Regions from separate parts of the Homo sapiens genome. Here region 1 is linked to region 2. A link is a loop called in an ENCODE intact Hi-C map of the cell type or tissue named here. Cell type or tissue: gastrocnemius medialis. All regions are shown on one strand. Each heading gives the region's core, and the rest is flanking DNA. Links, peaks and the distances in the headings are about the cores only.

What was found. Peaks named below come from ENCODE experiments on the same cell type or tissue, not always from the same donor. Only the 100,000 strongest peaks of a DNase experiment are listed, where the experiment ranks them.
Region 1: it touches region 2 in a loop (4-fold over the local background); 2 of 110 quality-filtered maps call a loop at or near these places.

What each region holds. Positions count from the first base shown.
Region 1 is chr18:21,455,257-21,470,930 of GRCh38, forward strand. All of the region lies in intron 15 of GREB1L (GREB1 like retinoic acid receptor coactivator), which reads left to right. Among named protein-coding and RNA genes, the nearest start is that of GREB1L-AS1, 12 kb to the left of the region's middle. In gastrocnemius medialis, for the core only: no CTCF peak of the experiment used is centred there; a DNase peak (open chromatin) is centred at 4,645; H3K4me3 peaks cover 656 bases; H3K27ac peaks cover 2,500 bases.
Region 2 is chr18:21,813,241-21,828,219 of GRCh38, forward strand. It overlaps MIB1 (MIB E3 ubiquitin protein ligase 1), which reads left to right. Exons shown (of 21, transcript NM_020774.4): 11 at 2,376-2,573; 12 at 6,255-6,406. MIR133A1HG (MIR133A1 host gene) reads right to left here. Exons shown (of 3, transcript NR_110369.1): 3 at 12,239-14,979. MIR133A1 (microRNA 133a-1) reads right to left here and starts at 12,545; the gene lies at 12,458-12,545. It overlaps LOC124904362 (small nucleolar RNA SNORA73 family), which reads left to right and starts at 4,384; the gene lies at 4,384-4,588. In gastrocnemius medialis, for the core only: no CTCF peak of the experiment used is centred there; a DNase peak (open chromatin) is centred at 13,841; H3K4me3 peaks cover 1,376 bases; H3K27ac peaks cover 2,500 bases.

The DNA of each region.
Region 1 (15,674 bases), core at 3,340-5,839, 370 kb before region 2:
AAACTAGGTTTGAAAACGAAATTATAAATGTCAAGTTGCTTCTGATTACCTTAGCTGAGGAAAACACACACACACACACACACACACGCAGATTTTAGATCTGGAAGATGACTGTTTTTGCCACAGTAAAGAATTTTACTTTCGGCCGGGGGCGGTGGCTCGCACCTGTAATCCCAGCACTTTGGGAGGCCAAGGCGGGTGGATCACTTGAGGTCAGGAGTTCAAGACCAGCCTGGCCAACATGGTGAAACCCCGTCTCTACTAAAAATACAAAAATTAGCCAGGTGGTAGTGGCACATGCCTGTTATCCCAGCTACTTGGGAGGCTGAGGCAGGAGAATCACTTGAACCCGGAAGGCAGAGGCTGTGGTGAACCAAGACACTGCAGTCCAGTCTGGGTGACAGAGTGAGACCCTCTCCCAAAAAAAAAAAACAAAAAAACAAAGAATTTTACTTTCAATATATTTAAAAACAGGTAGGAAGCAGAAAAATCCAGAAGTGCTTAAAATGTGGTTTATATGTTCATACCTGTCATATTGTGCCTCTCAAATTTTATCCTACATAAAGATCACCTGGGGATCTTGCTAAAATGCAGATTCCACTTCAGTGAGTCTGGGTTGTGCTCCGGATTCTGCATTTGCTTTTTTTTTTTTTTTTTTTTTTTGTGAGACATAGTCTCACTCTGTTGCCCAGGCAGGAGTGCAGTGGTACAGTCCTGGCTCACTGCAACCTCCACCTCCTGGGTTCAAGCAATTCTCCTGCCTCAGCCTCTTCCAAGTAGCTGAGATTACAGGTGTGCACCACCACTCCCAGCCAATTTTTGTATTTTTAGTAGAGACAGGGTTTCACTATATTGGCCAGGCTGGTCTTGAACCCCTGACCTCAAGTGATCCACCAGCCTCAGCCTCCCAAAGTGCTGGGATTACAGGCATAAGCCACCATACCCAGCCCGGATTCTGCATTTCTAACAAGCTTATAGTGAAGCCAGTGTCAGAAGACCACACTTTGAGTAGCATGGCTCAGTGAGAAATCTTGCTTGATTGTACTTTTAAAAATAACTAAAAGAGTATTGTAATTGGATTGTTTGTAACACAAAGGATAAATACTTCAGGGGATGGATACCCCATTTACCCTGATGTGATTATTACACATTCCATGCGTGTATCAAATTTTCTCATATGCTCCATAAATATATACTCCTACTGTGTACCCACAAAATTTGAAATTAAAAGTTTTTAAAAAGGCCTCTTGTTCCAGAGGCCAAATGAGCTGACTGACAGTACATTTTTCCCTGTTTCTATCTCTTTAACCCCTCTTGGTGGCTGTGACTGACATGTGAAGTTTTGTCCACACCTTCTGGAGTCCCAAGTGTCTGGTTGACAGTGCAGTCTTCTTTTTAGCCTCTCAGTTTTGGAATGACAGGTTACAAAATGACTTGTTGGAAATATCGACCTGTAGGTGATGAGCTGGAAAAGGTCAAATGCCTTCTCTCATGGCTCTCCCAAAAACCAAAGTGAGTTCTCTCTCTCAGCTACCGGCTTCTTTCTGCATTTATTTTTCCTGCCCCTTCTCCAGTATGGGGAGTGGGTTGTTGTCGGTCACACCAAGCAGTAGCCAGATTTTTTGTTATTTCATATGGATTTTTTTCCTTTCGTAACATGGAGGAAGGGCCTTGTCTTTTAAGTATTTTACTTGTACCATTTGGCATTTGTGGCCTCCCTGAGTTTGTGATCTGATATCCCAAATTGTGCTTGAGCAAACACATCATGGCACCTGTTTGAAGTGACGAAATCATCTGCAGAGCCTTTTCCTGAAATAACCTCTCAGTGACCTGCACTTTCACCTTTCCTAATAAATGCAAGCTCCTAAATAAAGCCTTACATTTTTGACAGATGAATAAATTGTGCAGGTTTTTTCCTTTCTCTTCTCAATGCCCTCAGATTTTTCTAAAGTGTTTTAAGATTATCACCTCTCAAAAAGGTACCAGAATTTGACCAATTATGTAAGCTTAGAATCCAGAAAAAAAAAAATCATTGTAATAGACATGTTTGGCACACTCAAAGCAAAGCATATTTTTAGAATTATTCACATCTGGCTTTGGCATACATACTGAAATTTTTGCTGCAAAAACAATCACTTCTGTATATTTAAACATACCTTTATTTTGTTATAAAAACATGATTATGGTATGCCTTATTTTTAAAAAATAAAGTAGAAACCTTTAAACATTTATAATCCTACCATTCAAGGGTAACCACTGTTAAAATGTTGGCATTAACAAATAACTTAATACCTAGTGTTCCACCTCTCTTCCCTACCTCTGTTTTTTTCACTTGGCATTACAGTGTGTACCTCTTTCCATGTCATGAACATCTTTTGTGAGCATCATTCTTAATGAATGTATAGTCACATCATAATTACAAAAAAAGTATTTATTTTGATATTTAAATACCTTCATATTCTTGGAACACATACCAATTGATAGAAGAGAAAGGACTAGAAGCATGTTAAAATGTACGGAGAAATTGCTCCGGGTAGAATAAATAGCAGGAGAGCATCCATTAAAATAACTCTTTAAAATCATAGCTGTTAAAACAGAAAGTTTTTAAGAAATCATCTGACTTAGTTTCCTCATATGTCATCATGTGAATTGAGAAGAGCCTAGTTTGCCTGAGATCACAGAGGGTAGTACCTTGAGAGCAAGGACAGTTTTTTTTTTTTTTTTTTTTTGAGGCCGAGTTTTGCTCTTGTTGTACAGGCTGGAGTGCAGTGGCGCGTTCTTGGCTCACCACAACCTCCACCTCCCGGGTTCAAGCGATTCTTCTGCCTCAACCTCCAGAGTAGCTGGGATTACAGGCATGCGCCACCATGCCTGGCTAATTTTTTTGTATTTTTAGTAGAGACAGGGTTTCTCCATGTCGGTCAGGCTGGTCTCGAACTTCCGACCTCAGGTGATCCACCCGTTTCGGCCTCCCAAAGTGCTGGGATTACAGGTGTGAGCCACCGCGCCCGGCCCAAGGACAGTTTTTTTATTGTTGCATGTCTAGTGCCTCGTTTCATGCCTCTCTTGGGCCTGGCACCAGCAGGTGCTCAACTGATGTTTGAATGGAGGGCTAGAAGGAGAAAGAGATGGGCAGAAGGAGAAACAGTGTCCAAGGTCTCTGTGTCCTGGTTCCATTTGCCTCCTTTACTAAAGAAAGCATTCCAGCAGAGTCTGCCAGGAAAAGCACCCAGGCAGGGAAGAGCTGCCAGAGTATGCAGAAAGGGCACATCCTTGGCAGTGCCTGCATGGCTGAAAGTAAAAGGATGAAAATAGAAACCATCACGTTGTTGCAGATCCAGCACTAAAGTGAAGCATTTGAAACCTCAGCACACATTCTGATGAAGAAATGAAGCAAAGAGGGGAGGGAGGAGGAAAAAGGAAAACAAAACAAAATATCATGGACAGAATTTGAAGGTTAAAAAAAAAGAAATGGAGCGGGTTTAACATCTTTTAAGTTTGCGTAACGTAGACTTGTAACTGCTGGAGTGATCGTGGGGAAGGAGCATTTTTATACTATAGGAAATTATTTTATTTTAGTGTCCTTTTTTTAGAAATCTGAAGTGGTAGCATAATTCTAATTCGGAGGACCCCGCATTCTGTGAATGAGAATACTAGCATACTGGTGCAATCCAAAGGCAAGCCCATTTCAGTTCAAGGTGGGAGAGAGAAGTACAGGAAGTGACTGTCCGTTTTTTGCCTCCCTGCTTGTAAAATGGTGTTGGTGGGAGCCCTAGCAAATGGGAGCGGATCTGGAGGTATCCAGGCAAGGAAGTTTTATCCTGTCAGGGGAATGACACAAATCTGATACTTTAACACATGCATGATTATAACAAAGCCAGAGAGACGTATTTGTCTGCTGATATAGAGATTACTCTATTCAAATGGACATAAGGCAGTTTTAAGGAAGCAGTAGACATTGCAGGGGAAGTGAAGAGAGAGAGGAAGGCATTCCCACTTTCTTTTCTTTTTCTTTTTCTTTACTTTTTTTTTTTTTTTTTTTTTTTGAGACGGAGTTTCACTCTTGTTGCCCGGGCTGGAGTGCAGTGGCACAATCTCGGCTCACTGCAACCTCCGCCCTTCAGGTTCAAGTGATTCTCCTGCCCCAGCCTTCCGAGTAGCTTGGATTACAGGCGCCCACCACCATGCCCAGCTAATTTTTGTACTTTTAATAGAGGCAGGGTTTCACCATGTTGGCCAGGCTTGTCTTGAACTCCTGACCTCAAGGGGATCTGCCCACCTCGGCCTCCCAAAGTGCTGGGATTACAGGAGTGAGCCACCGCGCATGGCCGGCATTCTCAGTTTCTAAAAACAGATTTTCTTGTGGCAGAGCTTTCTTCTGTAAGATAACAATAAATAACAAAAAAAAATTTTAATAAAAAAATAAAGACATATTTTTTTGGTCTCACCAACCTTATACTCCCTTGTTGGTCACTTAAAATTTCAACAGAAAAAAAGACAGTATTTTTTGTTCAGTGACTAAGACACAGGGAACAGGTGCCCAGGAAGAATGTACTGGGAAACTGCTGTCCTGAGGTAGAGGAAACACGAGAGATTGCTTTGTGCAAGCATAACCCAGCACATGCATTGCTGTCCGGGGGATGGCCCAGCCAATACCCAGCTCTCAGTACCTTCCGTTCTCACCCTCAGGCACATTTACCCCCCGCTTCACCACAGCCACAATGACTGCCCGCCTCGTCATACCCTGGACCCTGCCTAATCCTGGAATCACCCATTCAGATGTTCCCAATTTCAGGCCACACTCTCCTTCAGGCCACACATATACAACATGTTCTCACTGTGTGGGGAAAAATCAACCTTTCCAGTTGATGCCGTACTAAATTCTTGTTTTGTTTTGTTTTGTCTTGTTTTTGTTTTCGTTTTTGTTTTTGTTTTGAGATGCAGTTTCGCTCTTGTGGCCCAGGCTGGAGTACAATGGCATGATCTCGGCTCACTGCAACCTCCACCTCCCAGGTTCAAGCAATTCTTCTACCTCAGCCTCCCGAGTAGCTGGGATTACAGGCATGTGCCACCATGCCCAGCTAATTTTTTTGTTTGTTTATTTTTGAGACAGAGTTTCGCTTTTGTTGCCCAGGTTGGAGTGCAATGGCACAGACTTGGCTCACTGCAACCTCCGCCTCCCGGGTTCAAGCGATTCTCCTGCCTCAGTCTCCTGAGTAGCTGGGATTACAGGCATGCACCACCACACCTGGCTAATTTTTTTTATATAGACGGAGTTTCACCATGTTGGCCAGGCTGGTCTCGAACTTCTGACCTCAGGTGATCCACCCGCCTCGGCCTCCCAAAGTGCTGGGATTACAGGCGTGAGCCACTGTGCATAGCCCTTTTTTGATTGTTTAGTTGGTTCTCTCTCCCATTCTCCACAGTGGCTGTCATGGACTCCATTTCACTCCTCAAACCCCAGACTTCATCCCTCATCCTTCTCTCTTAGCAAATGACCATGCTACCCCACCCAAAGAAAAAAACAAACAAAAACTTCAAATAAAAACTTGCCTCTAGGCCAGGCATGGTGGCTCATGCCTATAATCCCAGCACTTTGGGAGACTGAGTCAGGTGGATCACCTGAGGTCAGGAGTTCGAGACCAGCCGGGCCAACATAGTGAAACCCTGTCTCTATTAAAAACACAAAAATTAGCCAAGCAAGGTGGCATGCACCTGTAATCCCAGCTATTCAGGAGGCTGAGGTGGGAGGATCACTTGAACCTGGGAGGCAGAGGTTGCAGTGAGCCGAGATCGCATCACTGCACTCCAGCCTGGGTGACAGAGTGAGACTCCATCTCAAAAAAAAAAAAAGAAAAAGAAAAAAAACCAACAACTTCCTGCCTGGGAATCTAGAAACCTAACTGTGTATACACCTGTCCCCTTCCCTGCTGATCAGTGGAGGAGCTGGCCCTGCTCTGTTTCAGCCTGACCCACACGCCTCACCCCAGATAGAGTTTCCACCTTTGAGGAACCTCACGCTATTGCTTTTCTTCTCTCTCATTGCTTCAACTTTTTTCTCTCTGGGGTCTCGTTCCATCAGTGTCAACCTGCCCCACTCTCTCAAAGACAAAACAAGACTTTGTTAATCCCACCTGGCCCTCCAGCTCCCCTCCTCCTACCAACTGCCAAACCAAGAGGGCTGTCCATCCTCACCTCTGTCTCCCAGTCACTCCCCGACACCTGGCAAACTGGCTCCCACCCTCACAGCACCCTTGCCCGTATCACCAGTGACCTTTTCGGTCCTTATTTGAGCTTTTGGCAACACTGGAGACCTCCATTCCTTTCATTAGATTCCTTCTGGTTCCTCTGGCTGCCAGGGCATGCTCCTTCCCAGCTTTTCTCCCACTGTGTGTGTGTGCGTGGTGCTCATGCACACACTGCAGTTCTCCAGCCCTGGCACTCAACACACTGTGTGTTGTAGTTGCATGTTTATTAATGATCTTTCTCTTCAGCCAGAAAGTAAAATGAATATTTTACTATGCATGAATATTTGCTGAACAAATATTCAACATTTTGTTGAATTTTAAGTTCAAATCTATTTTGAAAGGCAAACACAGAAATAATATTTAAGATTTCGTGGCCCTCTGGTAAAAACAAATTTAGTCATTAAAGCCCATGTTCCAGAAATCTACTTTGGCCAAGAGTAAGAGACATTAGTTAATGTGTTCCCTAAAAGGTTATTAATCTAAACCTTTAGGGAACACGGTGACTCCCAACCACCACTGGCTCTGTTCTAGAACTCAATGAGTTGCAAGATGTCAGGAAGGAAGAAGAGTTACTGGTGCTCCTATGTTCCCACTCATGTCAAAAGTAAGATTTAGTATTTAGTTAGACACAGCCCTGGATCTCTTAGTACCACCATCAGTGCCGCAGGTGCGCCCTGCTGATATCCATGTTTTATTGTGGAGTTGGAAAGGTGTGACAATTTGCTTATGATTCATTTGAAAAATAAACTTGTTTAATTCCATAGAACTGTGATAAATTAAGTTAGTAAGGAAACAGAATAAAAGTGACGTTTCTTAGACTGGCCATTGCTCATCACTTCTGACATTTTCAGATTCCTTGCCTCTGCTTATTTTTGAAAAACAAAACAAAGCATGAAAGTTAAGTCAGAAGCTAATGAAAAAGTTTATTTGTTCGTTTTGTTTTGTTGTTTTGTTTTCATTTTTGAGGTGGAGTCTTGCTCTGTCACCCAGGCTGGAGTGCAGTGGCACGATCTTGGCTCACTGTGACCTCCGCTTCCCAGGTTCAAGTGATCCTCCTGCCTCAGTCTCCAGAGTAGCTGGGATTACAGGTACACACCACCACACCCAGCTAATTTTTGTATTTTTGGTAGAGACGGGGTTTCGCCATGTTGACCAGGCTGGTCTCGAACCACTGACCTTAGGTGATCCACCCGCCTTGGCCTCCCAAAGTGCTGGGATTACCAGTGTGAGCCACTGCACCCGGCCTAATGAAAAAGTTCATCTATGGGATGGAAGAGATAGGTATGGAATGACTGTAATTTTGACTTTTGAGCCTTGAAAATGATTTATATATTCAAAAATAAAATAATGGGGAAAGGCAAACTTAAAATTTAATACAAACAAATGGAGGAACCTAACTGCATATCACATTGATAACATTAACCACACAGCAAAAAGAATTAATTCAAGTAATTTTTTAACAGTTTTCTTACTGTATGTTGTTAATGTGACATATCCTATGGGGAAAAAGATTGGAAAGAAATCTTGAATTTGAATTAGAATGTTTGTTACTGGGAGTATTACTGATAATCTTAAAACTATTTTGTGTATATCATAGGAGAGAGCCGATAGGTAAATAGCTTAATGGTTCTTTTTTTTTTTTTTTTTTTTTTTTTTTTTGAGATGGAGTCTCGCTCTGTCCCCCAGGCTGGAGTGCAGTGGCGTGATCTCGGCTCACTGCAAGCTCCACCTCCCGGGTTCACACCATTCTCCTGCCTCAGCCTCCCAAGTAGGTGGGACCACAAGCGCCCGCCACCGCGCCTGGCTAATTTTTTGTATTTTTAATAGAGATGGGGTTTCACCATGAGAGTCAGGATGGTCTCGATCTCCTGACCTCATGATCCGCCCTCCTCGGCCTCCCAAAGTGCTGGGATTACAGGCGTGAGCCACCGCACCCGGCAGTAGTTGAATGTTGAAAACCAGGGTTCTCAAATGAAAGATGGGAACTTCAAATGTGAAATGGGAAAATAAGAAATATTCATTTTAGGTTTAAATTGGCAATGAAAGGGTGAAGTCATAATTTGAAAAAAGAAAAATCCTCCTGTCCACTGAAAGACAGGGTCTCACTCTGTTGCCCAGGTTGGAGTGCAGTGGCATGATCATGCCCCATTCCAGCCTCGAACTCCCAGGCTCAAGTAATCCTCCCACCTCAGCCTCCCAAGTATTTGGAACTACAGGCACATGCCACCACACTTGGCTAATTTTTTTTAGAGACAAGATCTCACCACGTTGCTCAGGCTGGTCTCAAACTCGTATCTGTGAGCACATGGAGCATTTAGGTTTGGGCTTGTAACACCATTCCCCACTGTCCCAGCTCTGAAGTGGAAACATTTCTGGAATATTTTGTTGTGCCAGAAAGTGAGAAAGTGCAAAGATTGATTGGAGCATGCCAAAAGGACATGGCAGCCTGCCTGAGGGGATTTATGGCTAAATTTGGAAATTTCTAGCGTCACAAGGAATGATAGCAATGGATTGCAACCTATTGAAAAATTTTTTAAAACCCATGAGTCCAGAACAATACTAAAAAATAAAAGGAACAGGAGAAGTGAGAGGTTAGGGGAATGCCTTCTCTACAGAAGAGTACCAGTTAATAAATGCAGGAAAAATGATGGAATTAGAAAATCCCCACTTTGTAGTACCAATGTGTAATTATTGATTCTGACAAAGATGGATACTAAAGCCATTGAATAAAATGTCATTAGGGGGCCGGGCGCGGTCGCTCACGCCTGTAATCCCAGCACTTTGGGAGGCCGAGGGGGGCGGATCATGAGGTCAAGAGATCGAGACTATCCTGGTCTCTACCATTTATAGTAGAGATAGTAAAACCACATCTCTACTATAAATACAAAAATTAGCCGGGCGTAGTGGCACATGCCTGTAATCCCAGCTACTCAGGAGGCCGAGGCAGGAGAATCACTTGAATCCAAGAGGCAGAGGTTGCAGTGAGCCGAGATCGCGCCACTGCACTCTAGCCTGGGGACAGAGAGAGACACCATCTCAAAAAAAAAAAAAAAAAAAAAGTCAGGGAACAAATATTCACAAAGTCTCAAAGTATCATCCCATGGATCAAAAGCTAACAAAGAGGGAAAGGTATCTCTACAATGGAGAGATCTGGCAGTAGACACTGCCATAACCAAGTAATCAAAATTTGGCATCTCCAGTTATGAGACAAACTGACATTATGTGCAAAAAAGCACACAATGTCACCTATGAGGTATAATTGCCAAAACTGTTCAACCTGAGTCTGATCACAAGGAAGCTTCCAGACAGATCCAGATGATGTGGCATCTTACAAAACAATTAGCTTGAATTTTAAAAAATAATGTCATGAAAGATTAAAAAGAAAAAAGGTAAAAGAAAAGTCAGGGAGGCTGTTGGTTATTTTAAACATGGAGAATAAAGAGACATGACAACCAAGTATAATAATTCATTTATTTTTTAGTGGACAAAGATTGTATATATTTTTGATATAGAACATGACATGTTAAGTAAACATTATGGAATGGCTAAATCAAACTAATGAACATATCCATTACCTCACATACTTATTATTTGTTTGTGGTGAAGAACATTTAAAATCTACTCTCTTAGCAATTTTCAAGTGTAAAATATATTATTATTAACTATAATTACCATGTTGTACAATCAATTCCCTGAACTTTTCCTCCTAACTGAAATTTTGTGTCCTTTAATAAACCTAATCTCCCCAGCCCCAAAACCCATGCTTAATTCTTAATTGGATACTTGAGTAAAATATAAAAAGTTAAAACACAGCTCTGGGACAATTACTGAAACTCGAATATGGGCTGTGTATTAAAGAATATTATACTGATGTTGGTTCAGTTCCATAGATGTAATAATGATATTGTAGTTATACAGGAGAATGCCTTTGCTCTTAGGAAGAGCATATTGAAGGATTTAAGGGTAAAGTATTATGATATACGTTACTTATTTCCAAATTATTTAGCAAAAACACAACAATAAAAAGTAACAAAGGAAAAGCAAATGTAGCAAAATATTAACAACTGATTAATCTAATTGAAGAGTATACAGGTATTTATGACACTAGTCTTTCCATTTCTGCAGTAGTCAAAATAGAATGTGAAGTTAAAATAGTTGCTTTTCATTGATAATGTATCTTTCAGATGGAATTCTGTAGAGTTATTATTGTCCTCAAATAGTTTCTAAAACATGGATGGGTAATTTACATTCCCCCTTTTTAAGAAGTTTTAATTATTGAATAGATCAAATTTATAAAGGATATTTTAAAAATCACAATGGAATGAGCACTCATTACCCACCAAAATAAGGAACATGGAAGACTGTTCCTCCCTGGTGCGCCTCCTTGATGCTAATGTCCCTCTCTTTTCAAAAGTAACCATTACACTGAATTTTGTGTTTATCATTCCCTTGCTTTTATTTATAGTTTTACCATAATGCCTTAACTTCTAAACCATATGTGCTTAATTTCATATACTTTAAACCTAAGTGGAACTACATTCTACGTATTCTCCTGTGATTTATATTTTATGCTTAATGTTACGTCCCTGAAGTTGTTCCTGCTGTTGTTTGTAGCTGTAATTCATTCATTTTACTGATTTTTAGTATTCTTTTATATAAATACATCACATATCTTTTAAAAAGCACAATTCTACTACTGATGTACATTTGTAATGTTTCTAGTTTTTTGATTCCTTCAAACAGTGCTGGTACACATATAAGAGTTTCTCTGGGAATAGAATTGTTGGAGCACAGGTTATGAACATTTTAAATTTTACCAAAGAATGCTAAATTTTTTCCAAAGTGATTATATTTACACTCCCACCTGCAATGTATGTGCTTCAGTAAATATTTGGTATGCGCATACCTCCTTAAAATTTTTTTTATTTTAAAATAATTTTAGACATAAAAAAGTTGCAAAAATAGTACAAGGGATCTGAAAATGAAATTGAGAAAATTTTAATCACAAGAATATCCAAAAAATACATAGGAATGAATTTGACAAAAGAAGTGCAAAGCTTATGCTTTGAAATAATGAAGCATTGCTGAACAAAATTAAAGAATACCTAAATAAATGAAAAGACATATTTATAAAATTGAAGATATATTAATATTTTTAAGATGACCATATTCCCCCAAATTGGTGTACAGATTCAATGCATCCCCTACCAAAATCCCAGCTGGCTTCTTTGCAGAGATTTACAAGCTGATCCTAAAATTCATGTGGAAATTTGAGGACCCAGCATACCCAAAACATTATTGAAAAAGAATAACGTTGGAAGACTCTCACTTCCCCATTTTAAGCTACAGTAAACTATATAAGCTACTGTACTCAAGACAGTGTGGTGATGACAAAATGATAAACATATAGATAAACAAGATGGTATTGAGATTCCAGAAATAAACCTCCCATTTACAATCAATTCAGTTTTGACAAGGGTGCCAAGACAGTTTAACAGAGAAAGAACAGTCTTTTCAACGAATGATGCTGGGACAACTGAATATCCACATGCAAAAGAATAAAGTTTGACCTCTACCTCACATACAAAAAATAACTCAAAATGGATCAAAGACCTAAATGTAAGATTTACAATTACAAAATTCTTAGAAGAAAATGGGTATAAATATTTGTGACCTTGGAATACTAATAATTATTTCTTGTATATGACACCAAAAGCATAAACTTTTATACATAAACTGGACAATCCTCAAAATTCTAAATATTTGTACTTCAAAGGACCTCATCAAGAAAGTGAAAAGACAAGCCACAGAATGGGAGAAACTATTTGGAAATCATTTATCTGATACAGGACTATATCTACAATATTCAAGGACCTGTTACAACTCAATAATAAAAAGACAAATTGTTTAATTAAGATATGGATGAAGGATCTGAATAGGCATCTGTCCAAAGGAGATACATGAATGGCCAATGAACACATGAAAAGATGTTCCTCATTAGCCATTGGAGAAATGCGAATCAAAACCACAATGAGAGACTGCTACACACCCCACTAGTATGACCCATAAAAGAGAGGTAGTAAGAATTGTTGAATATGTGGAGAAGTTGGAACCTCGTACACTGCTGTTAGGAATTTAAAATGGTACAGCCGCTTTAGAAAACAGTCTAGTGGTTGTCCAAATGATTAAATATAGAGTTACTCTATGATCCAGAAATTCCACTCCAAGATATGAAATGAGCCGGGCGCAGTGGCTCACACCTGTAATCCCAGCACTTTGGGAGGCCAAGGCGGGCGGATCACAAGGTCAGGAGATTGAGAGCATTCTGGCTAACACAGTGAAACCCTGTCTCTACTAAAAACGCAAAAAAATTAGCTGGGCGTGGTGGCATGCACCTGTAGTCCCAGCTACTCAGGAGGCTGAGGCAGGAGAATGGCATGAACCCGGGAGGTGGAGCTCACAGTGAGCCGAGATCATGCCACTGCACTCCAGCCTGGGCAACAGAGCGAGACTCCATCTGAAAAAAAAAAAAAAAAAGATACGAAATGAGAGAGAAGTGAAAATATACGTGCATGCAAAAACACAAATGTTCATAGCAACATTATTCATAATAGCAAAAAAGCAGAAAAACCCAAATATCCACCAAGTGATGAATGGATAAATAAAATGTGGTATATCCATACAATGGAATATTAACAATAAAGAGAAATAAAGTATTGATGCATACTACAACGTGGATGAAACTTGAAAACATCATTCCAAGTGAAAGAAGCCAATCACACAAGATTGCATCTTGTACAATCCCACTTGCATGAAATGTCTAGAATAAGCCAGTCTATAGAGACACAAAGTAGACTGTGATTGCCTAGGGATGGGGGTGTTGAGGGAAGAATTGAGGGGTTAAATGTATGGAGTTTCCTTAGGAGGTGATGAAAATGTTTTAAAATTGTGGTGACTGTTGTCCAACTCCATGAATATATACTAAAAGCCATTGAATTATACATTATAAATGGGTAAATTATATGTGAATACATGCTTATATCAATCACAAACGCTGTTAAAAAATCATAGAGTTCGCTAAACCCTTCACTCAGTTTCTCTTAAAGTTAACAACTTACCTAACTATAATACAATTATCAGAGCAGGAACTCAGTGCCAGAATGATACTGTTAACGAAAGATCTCACCAATCTTTCTCTTCATGTCGTTTTTCCTGTTCCAGGTTCCAGTCCAGGTTCACACATTGCATTCAGTTATGTCCTCTTCATCTCCTGCAATCTATGACATTTCTTCAGTCTTTCCTGGCTTTTCATGACCTTAAGTGAATACTAATCAATTGTTTTGTGTAGGGAATGTTTGAGTTTTCTCACAATTAAATTGAGGTTTTGAGTTTTTGGCAAGAAAACCACAAAAGTGATACTGTGTCCTCATTGCATCATGTCAGGGAGTACATGAGGTTGATGTTTTATTATTGGTGATGTTAACCTTGATCACTTGATTAAGGTATGTCTGCCAAGTTTCTGCATTGTAAAGTTACTAGTTTCTTCTTTGGAAGTGATTTAAAATCTTGTGGAAATATTTTGAGCAATGGTAATATCCTGTTTTCATCAAACTTTCAACCACTAATTTTTGCATCCATTAGTGGATCTTGCCTGCAATTTATTGTAGTATTTCCAAGTTGATGATTTTCTGTCATTTTTTCCCTACATTTACTAGTAGGAGTTTGTTAATTAAATTCTGTAAGGAAAAGCTGTTCCTCCTCATTTATGTATGTATTTATAAATACAGGTCATTTTTATTTTATTCTATGGGTTATTTCCAACACTATAGTGATGATCATTATTATTTTGCTCAAATTTTCCAGCATTGGCCATTGGAGGCGCCTTCAGGCAGGCTCTTGTGGTTTTTTTTAACATATTATCATCCATTTTCACATACTGTTTTCTTACTTTCTGAAACCATAAGATATTCGAGGGTTACTTTGTATTGTTCTGCCTCAACACTGGGATTAACCTTTTTTCCAAGAAACCTGATTCCTTGTATTGAAGAATGGTATTTAGAAATGAAAATGTGGGCGTTAAGTGTGCCCATTGCTACTAGGATGTCATTGTGCCTAAGTCCACTCAGCAGACAGAGCTAGGAAATGATATGTATGTATATTAACCCATGAATGCACACATATACCTCTCTATTTCTATATCTACCTATCTATGTTTAAAAATATGAGTTATTTGTAACTTCTTTCTCTGACAGGAAGAAACCTAGTTCTCATTATCTACAATATATTCACTTCTTTGACTTTTTTTCTGGTAATTACACAATTACTAACTCATACTTCTGTGCCCAAACCACTGTCTTATTAACAAAGAAATTCTTAATTTCCAGTGAGACAAACCTCTCCCATGTTTTCTACTTCAGAACTATCTTGACTCTTTTTGGTTCTTTGCTCGGCCATATACATTTTAAAAACATTTTTTCAAGTAAAATTTAAAAAATCAAACCTGTTGGGCTAGGATCATGCCTATAATCCCAGTGCTTTGAGAGGCCAAAGCTGGAGGACTGCTTGAGGCCAGGGGTTTGAGACCAGCGTGGGCAACATAGTGAGACCCCCATTTCTATTAAAAAAAAAAAAATCTTAGCCAGGCATGCTAGCACATGCCTGCAGGCCCAGCTACTCAGGACGCTGAGGCAGGAGGATAGCTTGAGCCCAGTAGCTCAAGGCCACAGTGAGATGTGATCACACGACTGCACTCAGCGTGGGTGACAGAACAGGACTCTTGTCTCTTTAAATTTTTTTTTAAAAAAGGTAATTTTATTGGAATTACATTAAGTCTCTAGATAAGTTTGAGGAAAATTTAATTTTTATTTTATGATATAGCTCTATTTAGATCATTTTTAACATAATTAATAGTTTCATCATTTTCTCCATAAAGGTCTTACATACGTTTTGTAAGATTTATTCCTAGATACATAATATTTTTTGAACTTACTGTAAATGTTTTTTTAAAGTACATTTCCTAACTACTGCTTGTGTACAGAAATGCAACTGATTTTTGTAAATTGATTTTGAATCTATCAACTAAATTCTTATTGATTCATCCATAGATTATTTTGTGTTTTCTACACAGACATATTATTAGTAAACAATGATAGTTTTGTTCTTACTTGTTTTGTTTCTTTGTAGTTATAAGCCAAATATATATATCTCAGGATATACAATTACAAAATGTGAGTCAGGCTGCACAATATGCATAGAAAAAAAACAGGAAAGAAAGCACAAAAATGGAAGCAGTGAATTAAAGAATTATGGATACATTTTTATTTTTAAATGTATCTCTATACTTTCCAGTTTTTCCAAAATAAGTATCTATCACTTTCATTATGAGGAAAAAAAACAAAAATAAAAGCAAGTCTATAACACAATTTA
Region 2 (14,979 bases), core at 12,312-14,811:
ACTGGAAGTTAGGAAGATTTTAACTCTAAGATTCTGAATTATATCTGTTACTAGAGAGATTAACTTAGAGAGATTAACTTATGTATACATGCATATATATCTTATTTTTGTTTTGTTTTTTAAAACACTTGTTTTTCTGGGATGTTTGAATATAATGCTACTCAGAGGCACAAGAGTTGAGAGAGGTGCCAAATCCTAACCACAAGACCCCCAGGGAAAAGGCACAAGAGTTGAATCTTAAATCTTAGATGTGGTTGTTTGCCAGTTCCTTTCTCAAAATTGATACGTAACAAAAACTGATTCAGCTGGAAATATCAGTAAGGTAGAAATATCCCTGAGTTGTAGGTCCCTACTGTTGTGGATTCCTACATGAGTGCTTTTACCTTTAATACCTGTTTGAGAAAATACGCAAAGACCAAAAACTACTTTGAGTTCTGTAACTGTTTTGAATGAACTATTTAAGTGCATTTAATCATAACAGTGTTTATCTGTGCTTTCTTTGAAAGTAGTTCAGATAATCCTGGGTGCCATATGGATTGTCAGACCCCTTGCAAAACTAGGGAGTCCACCAGGGGCTGGCACAGTGGTATTGGGAATCGGAAACCACTGCTTTGGATGGAGGAAGTCTTAGAGTACCAGGATCAGGGACAGACACATGGTCTTGGTGGGTGTTAAAATTTGCAATGCAGTATTGGAATAAATGCAATACGCTTATACCTACTACCCTTTTCCATCTGCTTCTGGCAAGGCAGTGAGACTTCTTTTCATACTTTTTGGTATAAGCTATGTATACTACCTTCATGGCGCAGTGCAGGCAGTTTTTCCCCTTTATAAAGTACCTTCTTTTAGTTTTAAAAAATTTAAGCAATTTGGTCTTTCCTGCCTTCTCATTTCTTCAGAAATATGCCTGTTACAGGAGGTGAGGCAAATCTATTTGATTCTTCTGAAATAGTTTTGGAATTTTTGATATATGGAATTTTGGTAGTTTATGCTTCGTTTTTATCTTTTAATGGTGTATTTAATTTTTTTTCTGTTCTCGAATATACAGAAAAATGTATGCTCATCACTTAACCAGTTTTAATGTGTTGATAAATTGCTCCCCATTAAAGCCAGTTGAGATCACATTGTTTGGCATTCTTTTTTTTTTTTTCAATCACACAACTCATCTTAGTTTACTTTTTGTGTCATCTTTGTAGGACGTGCACGGTGGCTCACACCTATGATCCCAGCATTTTGTGAGGCTGAAGTTGGAGAATTTATTAAGGCCAGGAGTTAAAGGCTGCAGTGAGCTATGACTGCCACTGCATTCCAGCCTGGGTGACAGAACAGGACCCTGATTCTTTTTTTATTGAGAGGCAGTCTTGCTCTGTCGCTCAGGCTTGGAGTGCAGTGGCCCGATCTCAGCTCACTGCAACCTCTGCCTCCCGGATTCAAGCAGTTCTCCTCCCTCAGCCTCCCGGGTAGCTGGGATTACAGGCATGTGCCACCATGTCTGGCTAATGTTTGTAATTTTAGTAGAGACGGGTTTTCTCCGTGTTGGCCAGGCTGGTCTTGAACTCCTAACTTCAGGTGATCCGCCCGCCTTGGCCTCCCAAAGTGCTGGGATTACAGGTGTGAGCCACTGCGCCTGGCCTAGGACCCTGATTCTTTAAAAACAACAACAACAACAACAACAAAAATGGTCTTTGTAAAAATTTTTAAATGTCAAAAAAAATTGGCTTACCATCATGGCTGATAAATGAGGAATGCTGAAAGTTCAAGCTGTTGGTTTTATATATATATATATATATATATATATATATATATATATATATATAAAATTATATATAAATGTATATATATAAATAAATAAATACATATATATAAAATGATCTAAGTTTATCATTTATCTTTGGGAGTTAGTCACTGTTCAAGTCAGTTTCTAGGTTTTAAAAAATTTTTTTATAGAGACAGGGTCTCACTCTGTTGCCCCGGTCAGAGTGCAGTGGTGCGATCATAGCTCACTGTAACTTGAAACTCCTTGGCTCAAGCAATCCTCCTGTGTCAGCCTCCCAAGTAGCTGGGACTACAGGTGGGTGCCACCATGCCTGGCTCTCTCTACAAGACAGGATCTTGCTATGTTGCCCAGATTGGTATTGTTGGAAATCTTACTCACATTTACAGTTTACTTGGCCTCAAGTGATCCTTCTGCCTTGTCCTCCCAAAGTGCTGGGATTACAGGCATGAGCCACTGCACCTGGTCAAGTTCTAGTTATTTTGTTGTTTCCTACATTGCCTTTTCTCAAATTAATCTGCTTCTTGGTATATTATTATAGCTTCAAGGTTTTTTTCTTTCTAAAATATTCACTAATTCACATTTCAATACTAATGATTAGGATAAAGATGGTGATAGAGCAGTTCACCATGCAGCTTTTGGAGATGAAGGCGCTGTTATAGAAGTACTACATCGAGGTAGTGCTGATTTGAATGCTCGAAACAAGCGCCGACAGACACCACTTCATATTGCTGTCAATAAAGGTCATCTTCAAGTTGTGAAGACTTTATTGGACTTTGGCTGTCATCCCAGTCTCCAGGTAAAACCTTTAAAGAAACACATCCTGCAGGTATTGCTAGGATCCTATTAAAGGGAAACATTAAGTTCTATGGTAAGCATTCCTTTGTTACCGTTCTCATATGTCATAGTAAATGATACCAAAGGCGTAAGATGTTACAAAATTGGCAGCTATTTCTTTTTTAAAAAGTTGTTTTTTTTTAGGGAAAATGCCAATAGATTGGGTTTTGATTGGGCAGGGAGAATGAGGACTTCTTTGTAAAAATATCAGCTTATGAATGGATTTAACTTTATTGATCATGACAGTGAGCTCAACAGCTTAAAGAAGTGTAATAGGCTATATTTCATAATAGTTACTTCATAACTATTTAAATTATTTTAATTGTAGCTTTTATTGTAGCTTAGGGACTTTGAATAGTCGTTAGTGTAATCTTCGGAGATTTCTGTTTTGGAAAATGTATAGGATTTTAGAGTTGATTTACAGTAGGATCTAATTTTTGAAGCAATGATTGCCTAAGAAATGATTATCCCCAGCTACAGTTTTATAACCAGATAAATTAAACCACAAATATATAGAAAATGTAGTCTGTGTCCATTTTCTGCTTAGTTTGGTTACTAAGCAACTTGTCTTTTGTGCACCTGTTTGATTAAAGTTTCTATACTTAGTAATTTTGTAGCTCCTGAATCTAATTTGCCAACTTTTAGGTTCCTTAACCGAATAGGCTTGAAACAACATATTATTTTTAAATAAAAGTGTTCCCTGAAATACTATTTGAATATGTAAAACATAATTTGTTTCCATTGGAAACTCAATAATGATTTTTTAAAAAGTAGGGCAGTGGTTAGAATCATAAGCTGCTTGTAGTTTAGATAATTTACAGCATCCAGGAATTGGTTGCTGGATTGGATAGATCTCAGAGAAGAAATAAAGAACAGTAGTAGTGGGAATGAGGGCTTGAGAAGAACTGAAAGAATAGATTTTGTTCAGCTAGATAATTATTAGAAATTAAGGTTTTTGAAGTGCAGCTGTTTTGGAACTGTTGGGATCTAGAGTATGTCCTTGTAAGTGGGAGGCAGGATTGGAGGATGAGGGAAGAATTGGGGGGGTGTTAATCTGTAAGGAGAGGTGATTTATACCTGCTGACGTTTTTTGTCTGAAATGGGAGACAAGTTCATCTGTTGAGAGTGGTGGGTAGAGAAAGAGTAATTGAGAAGAGTGATAAGGACTTGGGGACCTGCAGAAGGGTGTTCCAATCATGTTAGAAGCCCGTTTCAGGTTGAACACTACAGATTTTTAGTGCCGCCAGATACAGGAGTAGAAGGTAGATGGTAGATGGTTGGATTGAACTTGGGTTAGGAATTCTTTTTTTTTTTTTTTTTTTTTTTTTGAGGCAGGGTCTTGCTCTGTTGCCCAGGCTGGAATTCAGTGGCGTGATCATGGCTCATTGCAGTCTCAACCTTCAGGGCCCACCTCAGCCTCCCGAGTAGCTGGGACTACAGGTGTGAGCTGCCATGCCTGGCTAATTTTTTGTAGAAATGCCCAGGTTGGTCTCAAACTTCTGGTCTCAAGCAATCTTCCTGCTCCCACCTCCCAAAGTCCTGGGATTACCGGTGTGAGCCACCATGCCTAGCAGGAATTCTTTATGTAGGTGGATGAATATATTCCTGGGATTAGCAAACATTTTCTATATTGGGCACAGATAATAGTGGCTTATTGGCTTTTGCCACAACTATCTAACTCTCATTGCAGAATGAAAGCAGCCATAGATAATACATAAATGAATGGGTGTGGCTGTGTTCCAATAAAACTTAATTTACAAAAACAGGTGGCTCCAATGTGTAATATCCTGGGATATCATTTTTTCTAGGCTTTGTCCACATGGCTTAGGGGAGCATAGGGCTCTGCCCCATGATGTACAGTCCCTTTCCTCAGTGTTGGAGATGAAGCTGGGTCTGGTGTTTGCACTTTCATATTCCTGTAGCTTCTCAGAATCCTGTGGACAGTGACTGGGGAGACAAACCATGCAGGAAATATGTCTAGTAAAAAAGAATAAAACAAACAAAAAACAAGTGGCAAACTGAATTTGGCAACTGTAGTATATGCTGTAGGCCAGGTTGTATATGACTTTACTGAGAATAGCATCTGTTCAACTATGAAATGAATGAAATTTAAATTATTCATGTCTGTACATGACTGCTAATGAATAAAAACTTACTGCTAAGTCAATTGATTAATGTAAAAAGTAGTCAGCTTGAAAAAATGGTAGACTGAGATTGCTAAATTTTAATTTACAATTGTTTTACCTTTGGCTAACTAGCCACTTTGCTGCCCTTTGAAAACGCTTAGATTAATGTTTCTCACCTGTGACTGCACAAGATGTTCATCTGTGGAGCTTTGAAAAATTACTCATGCCTCACTCTCACCTCTAGAGATTTAGTATGGTGAACAGCCTGGACATCAGATTTTTTTTTCTCTTTTTTTTCCTCTGTACAACAGATTTTAAAAGATCTCCCCAGCAGGTTCTAATGAGCAGCCAAGTTTGAAAGCCACCGACTTTCAATTCATTGTTATGGTGTAGGTTTGGTATGGAATTTCAGGGTATGACAATTAAGGCCATTTTAAACTTATAAAATTTGGGGGGCAGCTTTATCACTTCACTGGTTTTTGTCATTAGTTATATTTGAGGCTACTTCTTTTCTTTTCTTTTTGCTTTGTAAAGCTTCAGCATGTGCCAGGAGTGGTGGCTTATGCCTGTAATCCCAACACCTTGAGAGGCTCATGTGGGAGGATCACTTGAGCACAGGAGTTCAAGACCAGCATGGGCAACATACTGAGACCCCCATCTCTACAAAAAAAGAACTTTGCCGGGCAAGGTGGCTCACGCCTGTAATCCCAGCACTGTGGGAGGCTGAGGTGGGCAGATCACGAGGTCAGGAGTCTGAGACCAGCCTGGCCAACGTGGTGAAACCCCGTCTCTACTAAAAATACAAAAATTAGCTGGGCATGGTGGTGGGTGCCTGTAATCCCAGTTACTTGGGAGGCTGAGGCAGGAGAATCGCTTGAAACCGGAAAGTGGAGGTTGCAGTGAGCTGAGATCGCGCTATTGTACTCCAGCCTGAGTGAAAGAGCGAAACTTGGTCTCAAAAAAAAGAAAAAAAAATTCCAGCATGCTTATTTTGTTTTCCAACTAGATTTGAGTATGTCTTTCCTTACTATAATGTGGCCAGTGTTTCTTGCCTGTATTTTTGTTTTTTATATTTTTGGAGATAGAGTCTCGCTCTGTCACCCTGGCTGGAGTGCAGTGGCATGATCATAGCTCACTGGAGCCTTGAACTCCTGGGCTCAAGCCATTCTTCTGCCTCAGCCTCCTGAGTACCTAGGACTATAGGTGCACACCGCCGTGCCCGGCTAATTTTTAAAATTTTTTGTAGGGACAAGGTCTCTATATGTTGCCCAGGTTGGTGTTGAACTCCTGGCCTCTGCTGATCCTCCCGCCTCAGCCTCCCAAAGTGCTAGGGTTACAGACATGAGCCAGCATGCCCAGCCTTTGCCTATATTTTTGTAGTTATCACAGAAAGTGCTCTTTTATTGGTATTTGTTGGATGTGGTCTCTGCTTCTGTTTGCTTAGCATTTGGTGTAAGTATTACTATTAGATGGGATAATTAATTGAAGAACTAATGAAAATTTCTTTAAACTTAAAGGATTCTGAAGGTGATACCCCTCTTCATGATGCAATAAGTAAGAAACGTGATGATATCCTAGCAGTTCTTTTGGAAGCTGGAGCAGATGTTACCATCACAAACAATAATGGATTTAATGCTCTGCATCATGCTGCACTAAGGGGAAATCCCAGGTATGTCACCCCTTACTATTTTAGGTGCAATTCAAAAATATTTTCCTACTGTTGATTCTCTTTTTCTGATACTGATGAAGAAATAATTTTGGCTATTTTAGTATTTTAAATCATTTTAAAGTTTTGTGAATATTATGCCTTTAGTTTTATATGATGATTATTTGGTTGTTAATCTAATACAAATATTATGAAATGATTATTTAAGTTTATATTAAATGTGGTTGTAAAATATCAGGAATACTAGTTTCTTTCTAAAGATTTAATTAAAATGCATTTTATTTTGAGATTTATGTTTCTTCAAAATAATTATCTGGGTGTCCTCTAATTTCATGTTGCCATTTGCACGATAATTATTTTTTAAAACTTAAGACTAAATAAATACTAAGTTACCTAATTCCTTATTAATAATGTAATTAGTTATATAAACTTCTAGTATAGCTATCCCCTCATCCATTGTTACAGCAATAGTATTCTACTGAAAAAAGTATTTGCTGGTTGACATTTGAGAAAGACTCCTTTTGGAGAATCACATTCTTTATGAAGGATCTGCGGTGTCCCACAGAATGGGAAAATGCTTAGCTTTGCTTAATTTAGAGATTTCCATTAACTCACTTTTTGGAACAACTTTACCCTAAGCATTTTAGGAAATTCTGCATTGGATGTCTTCTGTTTATGTTTGAGTCAAACCTGTATACCTGGACTAAGAAAAATCTTCACTTTGATTTTTATTTTGATAATTTTATCTATTCTGAACACTTATTCTTTGGTTCCTTATTGTATTTTTATATCATGTTTCCTTTAGCTTCTTAGGATCACCACTAGAGGGTGACCACAGGAAACAAAAGGATTTTATTGCTACTGCTTATTGGTAACTGTAACAGTGGGTATATATTGTAGGACAAAATGAATGATCATATTTTAGATCACATCTTGATTTTTTTTCCAAATTGCAAATATTTGAACACTTCAGATTTTGGCATTGTGAAGAAGACAGTAGTATTATATTTCCCTGCCCTTCAAACAGAAGATTATGATAGCACTTTCCACATGCCAGCCTCTGCAAAGTGCTTCACATGCATCATCTCACTTAATCCTTTCAACAGCTTTTTGGGGCAGGTGTTAATATCCTCATTTTACACGTGAAGAATATGAGGCTTATAGAGATGAATTTAATTATTCAAGAACACGTAGCTGATTACTGAAGCAGCTGTAACTTGAGCAAGGTCTAGGTGACTTTAGAATCATAACTGTTAAACCACTTTACATCACCTTTTCTGTATTATGGTCTGTCTGTGAAGCAAGACCAAAACACATGGGCAGTGAATGTGTCAATACCTCATTCCTCTTGCTGCTTCATTGCTTAGAGTTATCTTTGCTCTCTCACCAATTCTTAGCTTCCAACTAGTTTTAAAATTTTACTCATTCTACCAATCCTTCCAACCCATTCCATTCTGTTCCCACTGTTGCTGACCCAATTAAGTACTCACCACATTTACCTAGACTATTATACTATTCTTCTAATTTTTTTCTTTGATTTCAGTCTTTTTCTTGATTTAAATTTTATACATTTACAAATTATCCATTCTGAAAGCATAGGTCTAAATGGCTCTCTTCCCCTGTTTCCCAACTTCAGTTTTTGTCTGTTAACATAGAATACAATCTACACACTTTGGCTTGGCATTCAGACCCATATTCTGTGTGTCCTGAGTCTGTTTAACTTTATCTCCTGCTAATCCAATCCCTCAGCCCGCTTTGCCCATCGTCTATTCTCCTTTCCTAAAATATGCTGTCTGCTTTCTTCTTCTATTTTTTGGAGCATTTTCTTTCTTTGGGATGCCCCATCCCGCTTCTTTATCTTAACCGTCTTTCTTCCAGAGCTACCTCCTGTGTCATCACTGGAATTATTTTGTTTGCTCTATACTTCCTTGTTCTGTGTGTGTTTTTTTTGTTTTTTTTGTTTTTTTTTTTTTGAGGCAGAGTCTTGCTCTGTCACCCAGGCTGGAGTGCAGTGGCACAATCTCGGCTCACTGCAAGCTCTGCCTCCTGGGTTCACGCCATTCTCCTGCCTCAGCCTCCCGAGTAGCTGGGACTACAGGCTCCCACCACCATGCCCGGCTAATTTTTTTTGTATTTTTTAGTAGAGACGGGGTTTCACGACGTTAGCCAGGATGGTCTCGATCTCCTGACCTCGTGATCCGCCTGTCTCGGCCTCCCAAAGTGCTGGGATTACAGGCGTGAGCCACCGCGCCCTTCCTCTGTGTTCTTATTTATTATACTTACTATATACTCTGCTTAGTGCTGTTTATTACTATGTGCACTTCTGTCTTTCTCTTTACATTGTGGGCATTCATATTCATCTGTTCATCCTACATATGCTCTGGCTATACAAGGCACTCAATAAATGTTAGTCTTACTTTGACAGTGAGCACACTGTTAAATATCACAAGATGTTATATGATCAATTACAAAATGAATTCTGTAGAGAAACTGTGTTAGGAATTCAAACAGCAATTACTTCAGATTACAATGGTCAAAAAGATTTTATTGAGAGAATTTAGGATTTATTGAGGGAATATGAAATCATAAAGTTTAGTATAAACTGAGAATTGAAGTGCTTAGGAAACAAGTATCTTTTAAATATTTTGAGTTGTTTCATTTTTATTGAGAGTAGGCATAGTATATTCAATAATGCTAAGCCTATACAAGGAAGAGAAAATTTACTTTTATTTTTTTCAATTCTTGCATAAATCTTGAGGGTTCCCCTGAAAATTTAAAACAGCACCTCTTCCAACCAGATATTTGGTGTCAGGTGACATTTAAAAAAAAATGCTTTTATTCTTTAACAAAGTAGTGCTTCAGTTAAAGCTACATGCCTTCTTTATTCCTACTTCCTTAAGACATTTTTAGGTAGTTGTGACTATAGATTGCCAGATAGAGTGTGATTTTAATTGGACACTGAAGAGTATCAGATGACACAGCTTATATTACCAGTTGTAATTGCAAATTGGGATGTTTTGAATTCTTTTTTTCATATCAAATTTCTTTTTCTTAAGGTTGATTTTTCCCCCCCTATACTGTCCAGTGATGTCAGAAGACAGAAGGTGCCATTTTTAGTGTACTCGGAATTAAAAATAACAACCAGTCTTTTTGGCCTTTATACTATAGAAAACCAGCAGGGTGTGGTGATTTACATTTGTAATCCCAGCGACTTAGGAGGCTGAGGCAGGAGGATTGCTTGAAGCCAGGAGCTTGAGATCAACCTGGGCAATGTAGCAAGACCCTGTCTCTAAAAAATTAAAAAATTAGGCTGGGCGTGGTGGCTCATGCCTATAATCCCAGCACTTTGGGAGGCCAACTCAGGCAGATCACTTGAGGCTAGGAGTTTGAGACCAGCCTGGCCAACATTGTGAAATGCTGTCTCTACTAAAAATACAAAAATCAGCTGGGTGTAGTGGTGCGCACCTGTAGTTCCAGCTACTCGGGAGGCTGAGACATGAGAATCACCTGAACCCAGGAAGCAGAGGTTGTAGTGAGCTGAGATTGCACCACTGCACTCTAGTCTGGGTTACAGATCAAGACTGTATCAAAAAAAAAAAAAAAAAGAATCAGCTGGGTGTGGCATCACAGACTTTTAGTCTCAGCTACTTGGGAGGCTGAGGCGAGAATATTGCTCGAGCCTAGGAGTTTGAGACTGCAGTGAGGTATGATCGTGCCACTGCACTACAGCCTGAGCAACATAGCAAGACCCTGTCTCTAAAAAAAAAAAAAAAGAAAGAAAAGAAAAGAAAACCAGATATAGCACGTTGTTATTTCCAGAACCTGATGAAGTGTCTAGATGTCCTATATTTTTGAAGACTGTCCTTTGAAGTCTCTATTTCAAAGGTGCAGATCAATATGAGTCTAGATTTCAAAGCTGATCTTGATGTTTTCTCATAGTATGATAGTAACTGAAACACATTAAGAGAAAAGAGTTACAAAGCCATTTATTGTTGTCTTTTAGAATTGTGGAAGGGAATATAAATTTTCACTATGAGACCCTGAGTACTTTGGTTGTGCTTTATAAAGTTTGGAGCATTTTAAGTAGAAATTACACCATGTTTTAATACAGTTTTGTTTTTTTTGAGAAATCTTAACTAAGAACAATGCTGTTTGTCTGTTCTGATAGTTAATATTTATAGGCATGTTTTCATCTAGAGTTTAGCCATATTTATCATCTCTTAGTATATAGGTAAAATTTTGGATTTAAAGTAAGAGTAGAAATTATTTCTGCTGATAAAAGTGAAAACTGAATTTCTTTGGAGTAGCATAATCAGCATGTTACTTAGGTACTTTCTGTAAAGATGCTGCATTTTTAGCTGTTTTTAGAGCTCCCTTACAGGCATGAAAATAAATTAGTCAGCAGTATTCTCTGCAGAGCTGGCAAAAACAATCGATAGGTATTTTGGAAGTACAGGTAACAATAATATAATTATAAAGTTTATATAGTATTTACGAATTTTTCTTGAATAGAAATTGAATGTGAAAAGTAAACGTAAAATATGAGTGAATCACCTGATGTGATATATGTTGTTTTTAGGTTGGTACTAAGATAATTTCACAGGCGTTTCTTATTTGCTTACTAATTCCCACAAAGACACATATTACAAATCTTACTGAATATGTGAGCAACTCATAGTTTTCCTTCTCGAATGTTGTGATGCTTTTTTTACTTTTTAAATTCTGAAATATGGTCTGTAAACAAGACTATGTTGGCTATTTGAAGATTTGATAAGCTGTACTGTATTTTGGTGTTTAATGCTTTCCTTACAACTGTAAACATGCTGAGTGCTATCTACAAAATATAGCTGAGTCTATTCGGTAATAGGATACTTAGAGTGTGTTTTCTCTAATGTATGCTCATGCATCTACTCTCAAACACCATATTCCTTGTAATACACAAATGTACTTTCTGTGACTGAGGTGTAATTAATAGGAGGAAGAAGATCTTGAATGAAGTGATAAGATATATATTTATATATGTCTCCTTTTGCCCACAGTCTTTTAGAGAATGATGTTCATTTTGAAATGGAGGAGTGGTCAGGAGTTGAGAATGTGTGAACATCTGGGTCTTTAAACTACTCTTGTCTTCAGTAATCTTCATTAATTGCTGAAATGTTTGTCTCTATTAAATAATATTAAATTATCTATAGTTTTATTGCAATCATTAAGAAAATTATACGGATGTTAGAGTAATTGTCACTTTTTTTCTTTACTTCAGTTTATCCCCACTGAAGGAGAATATTGTGTGTATATTTTTTATAAGGGACAAAGAAGACAGTGAGGAGAGTCATAGTATTTATTGTTAGCAGAGTTCTTCATTTTACAGCTGTGAAAACAAATATGGAGAGGTGAAATATTTCATGAGTAAAAGTAGTGATGCTTAGCATTTTCTTTCTTTTTTGAAGACTAAAAACCTTTGATTCAGGGTCAGAAGAACTAGATAACTGTTTTAAGCCTCTCCACAAGATATTCTACAGTTATCATCTTTTTCACCTTACCTGCTAACATTCAGGTAAATAGCGGTAAAATTAAAGGCCAATACTATGGAAGATAGTGACTAAACATTTCTAGAGTGTTATATAATGTTACAGTTTTCTTTAATTTAAATATGCACACATCCATGTAAACCACACTGTACAATCCCATTATGTGTTCAGGTGGGTTTTAGGTGACCTTTCCAGATATTTTCTTCCTTTGAAGGAAGTTTTTGTTGTTGTTGTTATTATGAAGCATAGCCTACATTTTATTACCAGTTCTTTTCTTTTCTGAAGGATAAGAAATTTAATACCAAGAGACCATAATAAGTAAAATTTTTATTTGAAATCCTTAAGTCATCCATACATTTTTCATAAAGCTTTTTATAAACATCTTTAACCATTCTAGCTTTTCCAGGTAGAATTAACAGTAACAAGTTATTTGATTATAATCACAGTCTGCATAATGTAAATAAGTTGAAATTAGTTGGCAAGTAATTGATATTCACAAATGAAAACGTTGGTTGTCCCGTAGTAATCAATGCATAGCTACAGCTGGTTGAAGGGGACCAAATCCATTGAAGAGGCGATTTGGTTCCATTTTACCAGCTCTAGCAAAGCATTGTAGTGCTGCTAGTTTGGAATCCAAAACAGTTAAATGCTTTTCATTGGTAAAATTACAGTCATGGACCTTCTACAAGTGTTAGAAATTATCATACCAATGCTTCAGTCACTGAATGTCAAATTTTCCATTTTGAAGTCACTTTCCTACTGTTTTCCTGCGCTTAATGGTTTAAAAATCTTTTCCTTTTAACACATTACTGCATTAAGGAATGATCAATGTACGTCTTTGTTTTCAACATCTTTGCTTCTTTTTCTTTTTCTAATCTTGTCCACAGCCGAAGTCTTTGCTTAATTCTTACATGTAGACAATAAGCTATTTCAAAACCAATAGTATTTAAAGGAACAAATAGACCTTGATGTATTTTAGAGTAATGTTTTCCATTTATCTCTAGGCAGCAAACCAGATAAATAGTTAAGCTAAAAGGTTGGGGAAGAGTTCAGTTAGTCACCCCCTTCTACTGCCACTGCTTCTTTTAGCATTATAGTTGAGGGCTAATAGCAAATTGTTGATGGGTGTAGGAATATCAGTGGCCTTAAGAAAGTACCTCTGCCCTTTGATTTATAAATAGATCACATGTGTATTCAGTGTATTGCTTGGACTTGTGTCGAAAGGAACTACCATGCATGCCAGTTTTTCTTTGTTTTTGCTTACGTGGTGTTACTAATCATAGCTTAGTAATTTAACCCTTTTAAAGGTCTATTTCCTTGACTAAGTTCTTTGTCATTTTGGGTACAGATTGCCAAGTTACTTCTCATTATCGCCTTAGTAATACATGGTGGTTAGTTACAATCCATGGATACAAGTATTAAAATCTATTGTGTGGATAATACTTGAAAAATCAGAGTAAATTTTTGTTATAATGTGGTTTTACTGTTGATTTCAATGTCTTGAGAGGGGTGTCTTCTTGCATAAAATAAAAGTTTGATAAATTATAATTTGCCTATAAAGTTAAGTGCTCTCAGAGAAATATAGAGTAGAGAAATATTCTTTACAGTTACTATTTTAAACTGAGAGGTCAACGCTAATTCAGGCAGTATGCAAATGACTCTTACACTAAGTATATTCTGCGTCTGTTGGTTGGTAAGTATCATACTGCTGGTGAAATTAACTACAATTCTTTTTCATCATTTTTTCTAGTAGAAGTGAAACAGGTGTTAAACTGCCTAAACTTAAGTGCTGAAGATAGCAATAATACTGGCTTCTATTTTTACTAGTTATATGGGAGCTGTTTAGCAGATCCAGTTGCTCAAGTGTGTTTTTGGATGGCAGTTCAGTTTCATATACTGGCCATATCGGGGCAAGGAGAGGCCATGGGAAAAAAATAGTACAGCATTTGATAATGTCAGCATCTGTTATCCCTGTCAGGGAGACAGTTGAAATGTTTGAGTTATACCAGTGTCAGCAGATGCCCAGAGTTTAATATGTACTCAGTTAAAAATGAACAGCTGATCTAAGTGATAGATGTGACATTTTAGAGTGATTGAAAATACTCTTAGATAAGTTAAACTCGCAAGCACCAGAATCAGCATATAATTTTACTTTTAAAAATGAATAGCCTGTCATTTTATTTTCTAAGGATTATTTATATAGTCTTAATATTATAGCAAAGAGAGTCTTAGTTGCTAGGATGTTTGAGAAGGATTATTAAACAACTTGTATACCTATAGAATGACCAATATAACTGTTTATTATAAAACACAAGTAGAGTAATAAGCTTTGAGTATTTTTATAGAAGAACCTCTACTTTTGAGGTATATATTTTGAGTTCTTGGTATTTAGGACCTATACAGGTAAACTTACCAAATAGAACATGAATCATTGCCATTCTGTTTTGTGGATGATCAGAAGGGCTATGCTTATGTGAGTTAAGCTTTGAACTAATTTCTTTGAAAGTGTAGAATTTTAAAATTATGTGCCTTTTATAATTTCCAGTAAACATGCAGTAACACATATGATGCCATGTGTAAGTCATTCTCATTCTTTATAATCTGATAAAATGAAAATCATCTTTGTATTAACTAGTCTTATTAAACAGAAAATGAACTATAGTTAAACTTAGTCATTTCCATTCAATTTCTGATACAAAAAATTTAAAATATTATGCTTTTATACATGTGTAAATATTTCAGTTGAAATAATACTTTTAGTAAGAAATGGTTAGAATATGTGAATATTACTCTTATTTTCTAACTTTGTCATTAGTAGCTTAAAACAGGTACTGCTTATAAATTTTGCTAAGAGCATTATTTGGAATTTTTTATAAATAATATACAAACTGTGTGAAATAAAAGTATTTTGATATTTCTAAACAATGGATTGATCAAGTTTAGAGAAATTGAATTGTAATTGCATAGTACAATAAAAACAGTTCTTCGATCTGTATAAATTGGTTCTTGACTATAGTGCTTTCATTTTACATGCCCTCTTTGGAGAAA